2 separate regions of the Homo sapiens genome follow, and region 1 is linked to region 2. A link is an interaction called in ENCODE POLR2A ChIA-PET data of the cell type or tissue named here. Cell type or tissue: B cell. All regions are shown on one strand. Links, peaks and the distances in the headings refer to the core of each region. The heading gives the core; the rest is flanking DNA. Region 1 overlaps CREBBP (CREB binding lysine acetyltransferase). Region 2 overlaps CREBBP (CREB binding lysine acetyltransferase).

Evidence for each region. Peaks named below come from ENCODE experiments on the same cell type or tissue, not always from the same donor. Only the 100,000 strongest peaks of a DNase experiment are listed, where the experiment ranks them.
Region 1: POLR2A ChIA-PET joins it to region 2 with 7 read pairs; 7 of 35 experiments call an interaction of 5 or more read pairs at or near these places.

The regions. Positions count from the first base shown.
Region 1 is chr16:3,728,165-3,733,529 of GRCh38, forward strand. It overlaps CREBBP (CREB binding lysine acetyltransferase), which reads right to left. Exons shown (of 31, transcript NM_004380.3): 29 at 3,612-3,773; 30 at 3,028-3,309; 31 at 1-1,710. Among named protein-coding and RNA genes, the nearest start is that of TRAP1, 13 kb to the left of the region's middle. RefSeq lists a silencer at 3,553-3,713. In B cell, for the core only: no CTCF peak of the experiment used is centred there; no DNase peak of the experiment used is centred there.
Region 2 is chr16:3,785,680-3,791,044 of GRCh38, forward strand. The region is part of intron 5 of CREBBP (CREB binding lysine acetyltransferase); the gene reads right to left. Among named protein-coding and RNA genes, the nearest start is that of TRAP1, 71 kb to the left of the region's middle. RefSeq lists enhancers at 2,177-2,236, 2,307-2,606. In B cell, for the core only: no CTCF peak of the experiment used is centred there; a DNase peak (open chromatin) is centred at 2,471; H3K27ac peaks cover 626 bases.

The sequences.
Region 1 (5,365 bases), core at 181-5,180, 57 kb before region 2:
CCGCTGCTGCAGGGCTTGCTGGATGTTGGGGGTGCTGTCTGCCCCCAGCCCCGGCTGCCCCATCTGGCCAAGCTGTCCCATCTGAGCCGCCATCTGGCCCATGGAGCTGCCCTGGAGGGGGAGATGCTGCTGCATGCGCTGCTGCTGCTGCATGGCCGGTGGGTAGCCTCCGGGTCCTTGAGGCTGCTGGAACTGGCCGTGCCCCGCCATGCCCCCAGCCATGCCGGCACTCCCTTGCTGCTGCTGCTGTTGCTGCTGTTGTTGCTGCTGCTGTTGCTGCTGCTGCTGCAGCAGCTGCCTCCGTAACATTTCTCGGTACTGTGGATTCATACTCGCCATGTTGGGGTTGTGTCCTGGGTTCATGATGTTCAAGGCCTGGCCCTGGGGGTTCAGGCCTCCCATCGCCTGCTGCTGTGGAGGCACACCGGGCCGCGGCACGCCAGCCTGCATGGCATTCAGGTTCTGCAGGCTGGGCTGCTGGTGCATGCCAGGCTGGGGTTGCATGCCGGGCTGGGACTGGAGGCCAGGCTGGGGCTGCATGCCGGGCTGATTGGCCACGTACTTGGCTGTGCGCTGTTTGATGAAAGCTGCCATTAGCTGCGGGTTTGATTTGAGAATGTTCAGCACCTGCTGTTGCTGCTGAGGGGAGCTGGGCGACTTCAGGGTCCGCAGCAGGTCTTGCAGAGCGCTGGGTGAGATGCTCCTGGGTGGCTGCACGCTGGGCATCCGGGGCCCAGCCACGGCCGCCTGGGCCTGCATGGATATCACAGGCCTGGGCAAGCCTGGCATGGGCTGCTGCTGGGGAAGGGGCGCCTGCTGCCACTGCCCGGGAGGCATGCTGGGCATGACGGGCCCGCTCACCTGGTTGGGTCGGGGCACATTCAGGCTCACGGGGGCCATCTGGCTCCCCGGGGTCCCCATGCCCGTGCGTCCTGGGGGCATGCTGTTGTTGATGTTCACCCGGTACAGGTGCTGCTGCTGCTGGGCCTCACGCTCGATCTGCCGAGCCGCTTCCACCGCTGCAGGAGGGGGCTGGGCCGGGGGTGGGGGGGCCGGCACCTGGCTGGTAGGCTTCCCTGTGGACACCGTGGTGGGGGGCTGAGTCCGGGCCACGCTGGGGAAGCCAGCTGGTGACATGCTCACGGGTGAGGGTTGGGGCTGGGCAGGGGGCTGCGGCGTCTGGGGTGTGCTGGGCTGCTGTGTGGGGGTCCCGGGCGGTGCTGAGGTAGGAGAAGGCAGACTCTGCTGAGGCACGTTGCGGGTGTTCATGGTGGCCATCCGCCGGCGCATGAGCTGGGCCTGCTGCAGGCGGTGCTGGATCTGCTGCTGGCGGAGCTTGTGTTTGATGTTGAGGCAGAAGGGCACGGGGCATTTGTTTTCTTGGCAGTGCTTGGCGTGGTAGCAGCAGAGGGCGATGAGCTGCTTGCACACCGGGCAGCCCCCGTTGGTCTTGCGTTTGCAGCCCTTGGTGTGCTGCACCACCCGCTTCATCTTCTGGCAGGATGGCAGCGAGCAGTTGGCGTTGCGGCACTGGCACGCGTGCACCAGCGACTGGATGCAGCGCTGGATGCTCAGCCGGCGTGACTCCTGGGGGCTCTTTGACTGTGGCTCGCCCTGGCTGCTGCCCTCGTCATCCAGGCCCAGCCCCCACTTCACCATCTTATGGGCATGGCTCTTCGTGTTATAGCAGTTGATGCAGAGGTCGTAGTCCTGCAAGCAAGGAAAGGGGACAGGCCGGTGTCAGCATGGGACCCAGTACCACCAGGCATCCTGGCTGCTTCCCTCCACCGCTAAGTCTGGGTCTGTGCCAGGAGACCCAGGCAGGATAGGAGACCCAGACAGGATGCGAGCACGGACAGGTGGGAGACCCGGACAGGGCGGGAGCACGGACAAGATGGGATCATGGACGGGATGGGATCATGGACAACATGGGATCATGGACAGGACGGGGGCATGGACTGCCTATGTGTTGCTCCCAAGGACCTTCACTCCTGGCAACAGCCCTGAAGGCTCAAAGATAACCTGACCCATGCCCCAAGAACCCCTGGCCTGTAAGCTCACGGACAGTAGACACCAGCCCCCTTCCTTCCGACTTCCTCTGACCTGGGAGTCACATCAGCCCTTGCCACAGCCTGTCCAACTCCTGTACTCAAACTATGAAGCCAGACAGTGAAAGGCTGAGGGAGGCCGGTCCCTCCCAAAGCGCCGACAGCTGCCGTGAAGTGCCTCTGGGAAGGCCTGAGCTATCCGCAGTGCACCAGTGGGACTTCCCCAACGCGCAAGCCCAAGTTACTGAAAACTGCTCGCACCTGGCAACCTGATGGAGCCCTAGGACCAGGTACCATGACTGTGTTCACAAAAAGATATGAAAACTGCCGCATTCAGAAACTAGAAAGAGGACAAAGGAGACTGGAGAAAGGTGGAAAGCGGAAGAAGTGTGTGAAGGTGGGGAGGGAAGAAAGGCCCTCGCTCTGCTGAGGACCCGCTCTGCCCCGCTACAGACACCACAGCAAGTGAGGAGGCTCCGGGTTGGCAGGTGATGGTGACTGTCCTGGGAGGGGGATGGTGGGATCTGTCACCTGCCTGCCCTGCACAGCCTGACTCGGCCCATGCAAGGGACACCCACGTCATTTCACAGGGGGGTCAAAATTCCTAGAGGGGAGTGAGGGAGCATGACCGGGGGGTCCTTCAGGAACAAGTGGCCAGAGGGGCCCAAGCTGCCAACAGGACAGCGGGTGTTTCCAGCCATTTAGCAAGACTAGAACTGGGCACAGACAGGCCAGACTTCCCAGCAGAGCCTCCCTCTGGCCGTCCCCAGGGTCAGGCCTGTGGCTGTGGCTACACAGAGCAGGTTTAGGAAACACACACACAGCAACGCCTTCTGCCTTGTGACGCTGTCCTAGTTCTGGAGGAGTCAGTGCAGCCACCATCAGGTACAGACACCAACCCGGGCACCCATGCAAAGGGACAGGATGCTTCGTCAGACCCCAGGCCGGCTGTGGGGGTGGGGGTGGGGGCAGGGCCTACCTCGCACACAGTGCAGTGCCAGCGCGTCTCCACGTGGTGCTTGCACTCGTTGCAGGTGTAGACAAAGCGGTCCTGGCCCTGGGTGTGCAGCTCCACCAGCATGCAGAGCGTGGACCACTTGGAGCGGCGCAAGGAGGAGAACTCCCAGTGCTTGTCTCTGGCGAGGGTGAGGAAGGCGTCGCGCCCATCCATGAGGTCACAGCTGAGCAGGGGGTCGGGGTCGACGATGGGGGGCAGGGTGTTGATGACAGGCCCAGCGTGCAGGTGGATCACGAAGAAGACCTGCAGGAGAGGAGGGGCTTTAGTCCCACACAAGGGACATGGCACCTCCAGTGGTGAGCTCAGGGCAGGCGCAGCCACCCAGCCTGCAGAATAGGCAGGTGGCTGAGCCTGATGGCCCTGATGCCTTGGGATGGAACAAAATTGGTGACACGTTGCATGATGTCACCCAACTGGTCCACTTGGTTTCCTGGGGGCCACTTCCCTCCCACCACAGACCTGCACACGGGCCCACGCCCGCCAGCTGCGAGTCTTTCCCTCCTCCCGGCCAGAGGCACGGCTGCAGCACCGCAGCCCACGCCTACCTCCTTGTGCTTCTCCATGGTGGCATACAGCTTCTGGGACAGGTCATTGGACACGTTGGGCATGCTGGGCTTCTTCTTGTTGGCGCGGCTGATGCTGCTTTTGTTCTTGTTGGTTTTCTTGTTGTTCTTCTTCTTGGCATTCTTGCTGTCGCCCTGACTGCCCTGCAACAACACGCAAGGCTGTGAGACCAGGCAAGTGCCCCTCCACACTTGGCACGGACGCCCAGCTCCCAGGCCGTGGGCATCAGGAAGCTCAGGCCAAAGTAGGTCACCACCAGGCAGACCCCATACGTGAACGGCTACAGGTGGCTGTAGGTGCTGCAGCCTTCGGGACAGAGCAGGGCCTGTCCTCGGCCAGGCTGGTGTCATTATCAGCTTTATGCCACGCTGCCTCTAAAGGGGAAAAGAGACCCAGAGTGCGAGTTCAGAAATTAACAAATGAGGGCAGTGGGGGCTGTTTCCACTGTGCCACAACCAGATGCGGAAGATTCCACGTCACAACTGTGGTCAGCAGCTGTCTGCCTTGAGGAAGGCTCTACACACCCGAGAAAGCATGAGAGCTTCCAGGAGACAGGAAAGCTGCTGATGGGAAAAGCAGCTGCCCCATCAAGAGCAGGGACTCTGAGGCCCCTGCGGGGTCCACTCAAGGCCCACGGAGAGCAGGCTGGCTCCCTGCTGGGGCCATCAGTGCTGCGCCTGACTGGCTGAAGGTGGGCTTGCTCTCAGCCCACAGGCTCCTCCTCTGGAAAGAACGCAGGATTACCACTCACTTACACTTTAACAGAGAGCTTTATTTTTTTTGAGAGACGGAGTTTTGCTCTTGTTGCCAGGCTGGAGTGCAGTGGTGTCATCTTGGGTTCAAGTGATTCTCCTGCCTCAGCCTCCTGGGTAGCTGGGATTATAGGCACCCGCCACCATGCCCGGCTACCTATCATTTTTTTTGAGACAGAGTCTCGCTCTTGTCACCCAAGCTGAAGTGCAATAACGCGATCTCGGCTCACTGCAACCTCTGCCTCCAAGGTTCAAGCGATTCTCCTGCCTGAACCTCCCTAGTAGCTGAGATTATAGGTGCTGCCACCACACCCAGCTAATTTTTGTATTTTTAGTAGAGATGGGGTTTCACCATGTTGGTCAGGCTGGCCTTGAACTCCGGACCTCGGGTGATCCGCCCGCCTGAGCCTCCCAAAGTGCTGAGATTACAGGCATGAGCCACCGTGCCCAGCCAGAGAGTTTCATTTTTAACAAGATGAGAGAGACTCTTGGTGTTCAAAGAGAGGGGTCAGTCCAGAGAGAATTCAACAATCCAGCCGGGCGGGGTGGCTCACACCTGTAATCCCAGCACTTTGGAAGGCCAAGGCAGGCGGATCTCGAGGTCAGGAAATCAAGACCAACCTGGCTAACACGGTGAAACTCCGTCTCTACTAAAAACACAAAAAATTAGCCAGGCGTGGTGGCGGGTGCCTGCAGTCCCACCTACTCGGGAGGCTGAGGCAGGAGAATGGTGTGAACCCGGGAGGCGGAGCTTGCAGTGAGCTGAGATGGCGCCACTGCACTCCAGCCTGGGCGACAGAGCGAGACTCCATCTCAAAAAAAAAAAAAAAAAATTCCCACCCCACCGACAAGCAGCCCGAGGAGCCCAAATATCACGTGGGTCCTCCGCAGGATTCAGAGACAGAAAAGGGACGTCAGGGGAAAACTGAGGAAATTGGAACGAAGTGTAGACTTAACAATAATGCATCAACATCAACAAATGG
Region 2 (5,365 bases), core at 66-5,065:
GCATCCCTAAGGATGAAGTTTCTCTATTTATCCTTTCTGTATTATTGCCACTTAACTTCTTCCAATGTCAAGGCCGTGTGCTCATTTGGCCATTTTTACATCTTTTTTCCTCGCTAGAGCATAAAGCTCTAACTTTTAGGAAGTCACAACACACCTGCAATGCACTAACACAGTGGCTGGGTTCTTCTGGGCCCATCAGGCAACACTCCTGTCCCGGATATTTACCTCTTTAAAGCTCCCCAACATCCCCTAGTCTCACCACCCCTTCTGATGTTGCTGAAGAAGGAGCCTATGACCTATGAACAAAAGGCCAAGTTTTATAGCAGGCTCTTTCTCGGACTCACCTGCCACTCTTCATGCACAAACAATGTTCCACTAAGAGGCCGGGTACGGCCAAGTGTAACTGGGTGCAGTGGCTCATGCCTGTAATCCCAGCACTTTGGGAGGCCGAGGCAGGTGGATCACTTGAGGTCAGGAGTTCGAGACCAGCCTGGCTAATAACATGGTGAAACCCCATCTCTATTAAAAATACAAAAATTAGCTGAGTGTGGTGGTGCGTGCCTGTCATCTCAGCTACTTGGGAGGCTGAGGCAGGAGAACCGCTTGAACCTAGGAGGTAGAAGTTGCAGTGAGCTGAGATCGCGCCACTACACTCCAGCCTGGGCAACAGAGAGACTCTGTCTCAAAAAACAAAAGAAAAAAGGAATGTTCCACTAAGAGGTTTTCTGTACAGTCTATGTTGCTGATGCAAAGAACTCAGTTACTCAGACAACTTAAGCCCCTAATCATCCTCAATAAAACTGAACTCCATTTGGAAATTCAGTGAAAACGGACATGAATCAAATCTCCAAACTTTGTGAGGGTAGGGGGAGACAGACCATGAAGCAGAGCAGTAGTTGCTACAGCTGATGCTTCACCAGCACGAGAGTGAGCCACGGGGTCACCCAACGCAGGCCAGAAACACAGTGCTTGCGGGAGGCGAAACTTGTGTATGGGGAAGGCCAGCTGTAGGGCTTGAGTCCACCTGGTTTTGGTATACCTGGGGTGTCCTGGAACCAAATTCCCAAGGATACCAAGACACTTAGATTTCTACTAAAAAAGCAATGCTAGAATTTATTCAGGTGGCTCACGCCTGTAATCCCAGCACTTTGGGAGTATGAGGGTGGGGAGATCACCTGAGGTCAGGAGTTCAAGACCAGCCTGGACAACATGGTGAAACCCCATCTCTGCTAAAAATACATAAAGTAGCCAGGCATGGTGGCATGTGCCTGTAATCCCAGCTACTCGGGAGGCTGAGGCAGGAATCACTTGAACTAGGGAGACGGAGGTTGCGGTGAACTAAGATCGCGCCACTGCACTCTAGCCTGGGCGACAGAGTGAGACTTCGTCTCAAAAAAAAAAAAAAAAGAATTTATTCAGACCTGCAGCCATCTCTACAAAGTTGCTGGTGGCACCACCGTACCTTGCGGGCATTGTGTGGGCCAGGACCTACTTCCTACCTGGCACCTTCCTATGCACTGCGTGGGGCACCACAGTGAAGAGAAGCACTGAGGGGAACCCAGGCACTGCCAGGCTGGAGACTCAGCCTCCTATCAGGCACGGCCACAAGCCCTCAAGCAAAAGGCTTTCTTCAGAAGCCAAGTGACACTGGCGCAGTGACACTGCTCCTTGCTAGCAAGGAGAAAAGCTGTTCAGATGAAACACATCACCCACGACCCTTTGGTGCTTAAGTCAGGGTCAATCAAGCCCACCATTCTCTCTACAGCCTTCAGATTCTGCTCCTTGCTGTCCCCCATCCCACTACAGTCTGTCAAAAGAGGTGAAAATCTCTGAAGGGCCCTCAAGTGAACAAAGGGCCTGCTCCACACACACTCACTGGGCACCTGATGGGCTATTCGATGAGTGGCAGTTCAAAGGACGGAGATCTTGACTCCATATAAAAAAAGGAGGTTTTTTTTTTTGTTTTGTTTTGGTTTTTTGTTTTGTTTTGTTTTGTTTGAGACGTAGTCTTGCTCTGTCGCCCAGGCTGGAGTGCAGTGGTGCGATCTTGGCTCACTGCAACCTCTGCCTCCCGGGTTCATCAAGTCATTCTCCTGCCTCAGCCTCCCACCTCAGGATACCGAGTAGCTGGGACTACAGGCGCATGCTGCCATGCCCAGCTAATTATTTGTATTTTAGTAGAGACGGGGTTTCACTGTGTTGCTCAGGCTGGTGTTGAACATGAGCTCAGGCAACCCGCCTGTCTCACTCAGCCTCCCAAAGTGCAAGGATTACAGACGTTAGCCACTGCGTCCGGCCAAAAGGAGGTGTTTTAAACAATCTGAGGCACCTACAGATGGAACATGTTGCCAGGTGAAGCAGTGGGAGCTACACTCATGGAGATGCCGGGCAGCAGCTGGGGCCATGGCTGACGCAGCCGGGACAGTGCGTGCATTAGGCTGGCTCTGGGGCCGACCCTGCACACTTGCTTCAACAGTCCCTGGGGGACTCTAGGTTGGAAAACCCCTGGTCTCTCTCTCAGAGAATGACTCAAACCCTCTCACCAGCACTGGCCCAGATACCTGGTCTTCCAAGGCATCCAGAGCAGTGCATCTCAGATTTTAATGTGCACACTAATCACCCAGGATTTTTATAAAAATGCAGGTTTTAATATAAGAGGTCTCAAATGGGGGCCCAATTTCTTTATTGCTTACAACCTGGGAGCACCTCTATGGCTTCCCTGAGGCCTACACTTTGAGCAGCAAGAACTTCACAAGTGAGGCAGCATAAGCCCCAAGAGGGGAACCTGCTCACGGGTCCCAAAGCCCAGTCAACCATGCCACTCTGTGCACTGAATTTACTGGAGGTCAGATGCCAGGACTGACATAAGATACTTATCTTGGCAAGTCCTAATTATTCAAAAAAAATTGAATATTGCTATAAGGGATGGTTAACTCGAGATCAGTGATTACAGAATCTTTAAAAAACAATTCAAGGAAAAATCGAATGAGGCCAGGCGCGGTGGCTCACGCCTCTAATCCCAGGACTTTTGGGAGGTCAAGGTGGGAAGATCACTTGAGCTCAGGAGTTCGAGACAAGCCTGAGCAACATGGTGAAACCCCATCTCTACAAAAAATACAAAAATTAGCCAGGTATGGTGGCAGATGCCTGCAGTCCCAGGTACTCAGGAGGCTGAAGTGGAATGACTGCTTGAGCCCGAGAGGTTGAGGCTGCAGTGAGACTTGGCTATGCCACTGCATGCCAGTCTGGGTGACAGAGCAAGACTCCGTCTCAAAACAAACCAACCAACCAAACAAAACTCAACACAGGCCAAAAAGGTAATCAATGGTCTGGGCTTCATTTCAAAGAACCTCAGATTAGCGCCACAGGTGATTCTGGAAGGTTCTCTCAGTAGAGACATTAATCACAGAAGTTAAGAGAGTGGAGCATGTGCTGACCAAGGAAGTGTGCATCAGGTAAGACCAGCGCTGGCCTGTGGGAAACACTGCCTAAAAAGCAGAGTCCCGGGGCCCCTAAGGCAGTCTCCACAGAGCGAGCACAGGTGGGTCTCGGCAGAGTCCCTGAGGCTTCCAGGAGCTCATCACAGTCCACCTTTCTGTTCACCTCGTTTGCACAGGAACCCCAGTCCAGTCAAATGCATGCCCTCACAAGCTGTGCACTGTGCAGACACTGTCCCCACTGTCTGAAATGTTCTTCCTTTGTTATTCTGTTTGCACTGGGCTCCACCAAGTCCCACCTTTCTCTACAAAGTAGTCAGGTGCGCTCCAATTCTCCTCGAAAAGAATGCTGATTGCACTGACTTGTCTCTACCTCGGTCCTTTGAGGGAGGTCACCCTTACGTTATTTTTAACATATATATTGTCTTCAAAACCCAACCTTAAGCCAACGTAGGGTCAGATTCACATTTTCCTCTCTGGGTTCCTAACTCAAGAGTTCACACACGATAAGCATAATTTGCTTTGGGAGAAGAGAAAAAACAATAAAATTTACAAAAAGGATATTGCTGAAACCTTGTCAATCATACTTTTGTAAAAAAAAACTACCAAAACCTTGCAGCAAGTTAATCTAAATCTTCCTTGTGACTTTATAAAATCATCCTGGTAATATCTTACATTCTGACTAGTAGAAAACCTGTGGTTTACCACTTGAGAGAGCATGCACAGAATCAATTTTCACAACACTCAGGCCGTTATAAGGATGGTTTAAAAAAAAAAAACCACATACGCTTCTTTTTTCTTTTAAAACAAAAACCACATAAGTGTTTCTTAAAAAGAGAAATCACCAAAGTTTACAACTGTCATGGTAGTATGTACTAAAAACAAAAGATCCTCAAAAAGCCACACCCCCAAATTAAAGTTAAGAATAAAATTCTAGCTCATTATTCATAGAATATTGTATAACTACAAACTTGACAATGAATATTTTGGCACTTAAAGAGCCTATTACTGAAATGTGCCCTAAAACACAAGAAATTTAGCCATCACAATATACTAAAGAAAAAACTTTTACAGTAATGTGGGAGGAAAAACAGACTGTATTCCATTAGAACTACTGTCCCAAATATCTGGTTCTAGAAGACCCAGGATTCCAGAATGTCACTTTATATAAGAAATGTCCAGGGAAATTGTTTATTAATTCAAATTTTAGTCAATCAAAGAATAATTTAACTGACTTTTAGGAAACTGGCTTTTTTTTTTTTTTTTTTTTTTTTTGAGACGGAGTTTCGCCCTTGTTGCCCAGGCTGGAGTGCACTGGCGTGATCTCGGCTCACCGCAACCTCCACCTCCCAGGTTTAAGTGATTCTCCTGCCTCAGCCTCCCAAGTAGCTGGAATTACAGGCATGCGCCACCACGCCCGGCTAATTTTGTGTTTTTAGTAGAGACTGGTCTCCAACTCCCAACCTCAGGTGATCTGCCCGCCTCGGCCTCCCAAAGTGTTGGGATTACAGGCGTGAGCCATTGCGCCTGGCCAGGAAACTGGCTTTTAAAGGAAACTCGTTGTGGTTCTTCTGTAGGGAGGCAGATAACAGGCCCCATTACCCTGGCATTTCTCTTCTCTATGACAGGGACACCCTGCTTTAAAGGAAGCAGGGTCAGCGTCAGCTCGCTGCCTACTCCCTCGCCGCCAGAGGGAGGTGGGCTGGACTCAGTAAAAGGAAAACCACGGGGGCTGTCACTGGCACGCCACTCCACAGTACTCTTAGGAACAAAGCACTTTTTCCATCTTTCCCTGGGCCACTCAGAAACAACCAGAAAGAAAAGCAGCACATGTTCTCCAGGCAGCTGCGGGGTCTTGAGGAAGGATGATCAAGAAGAATGAGAGGAATGAACACGTAATACACAAAACAGGGGAGGGTGGCAAGATG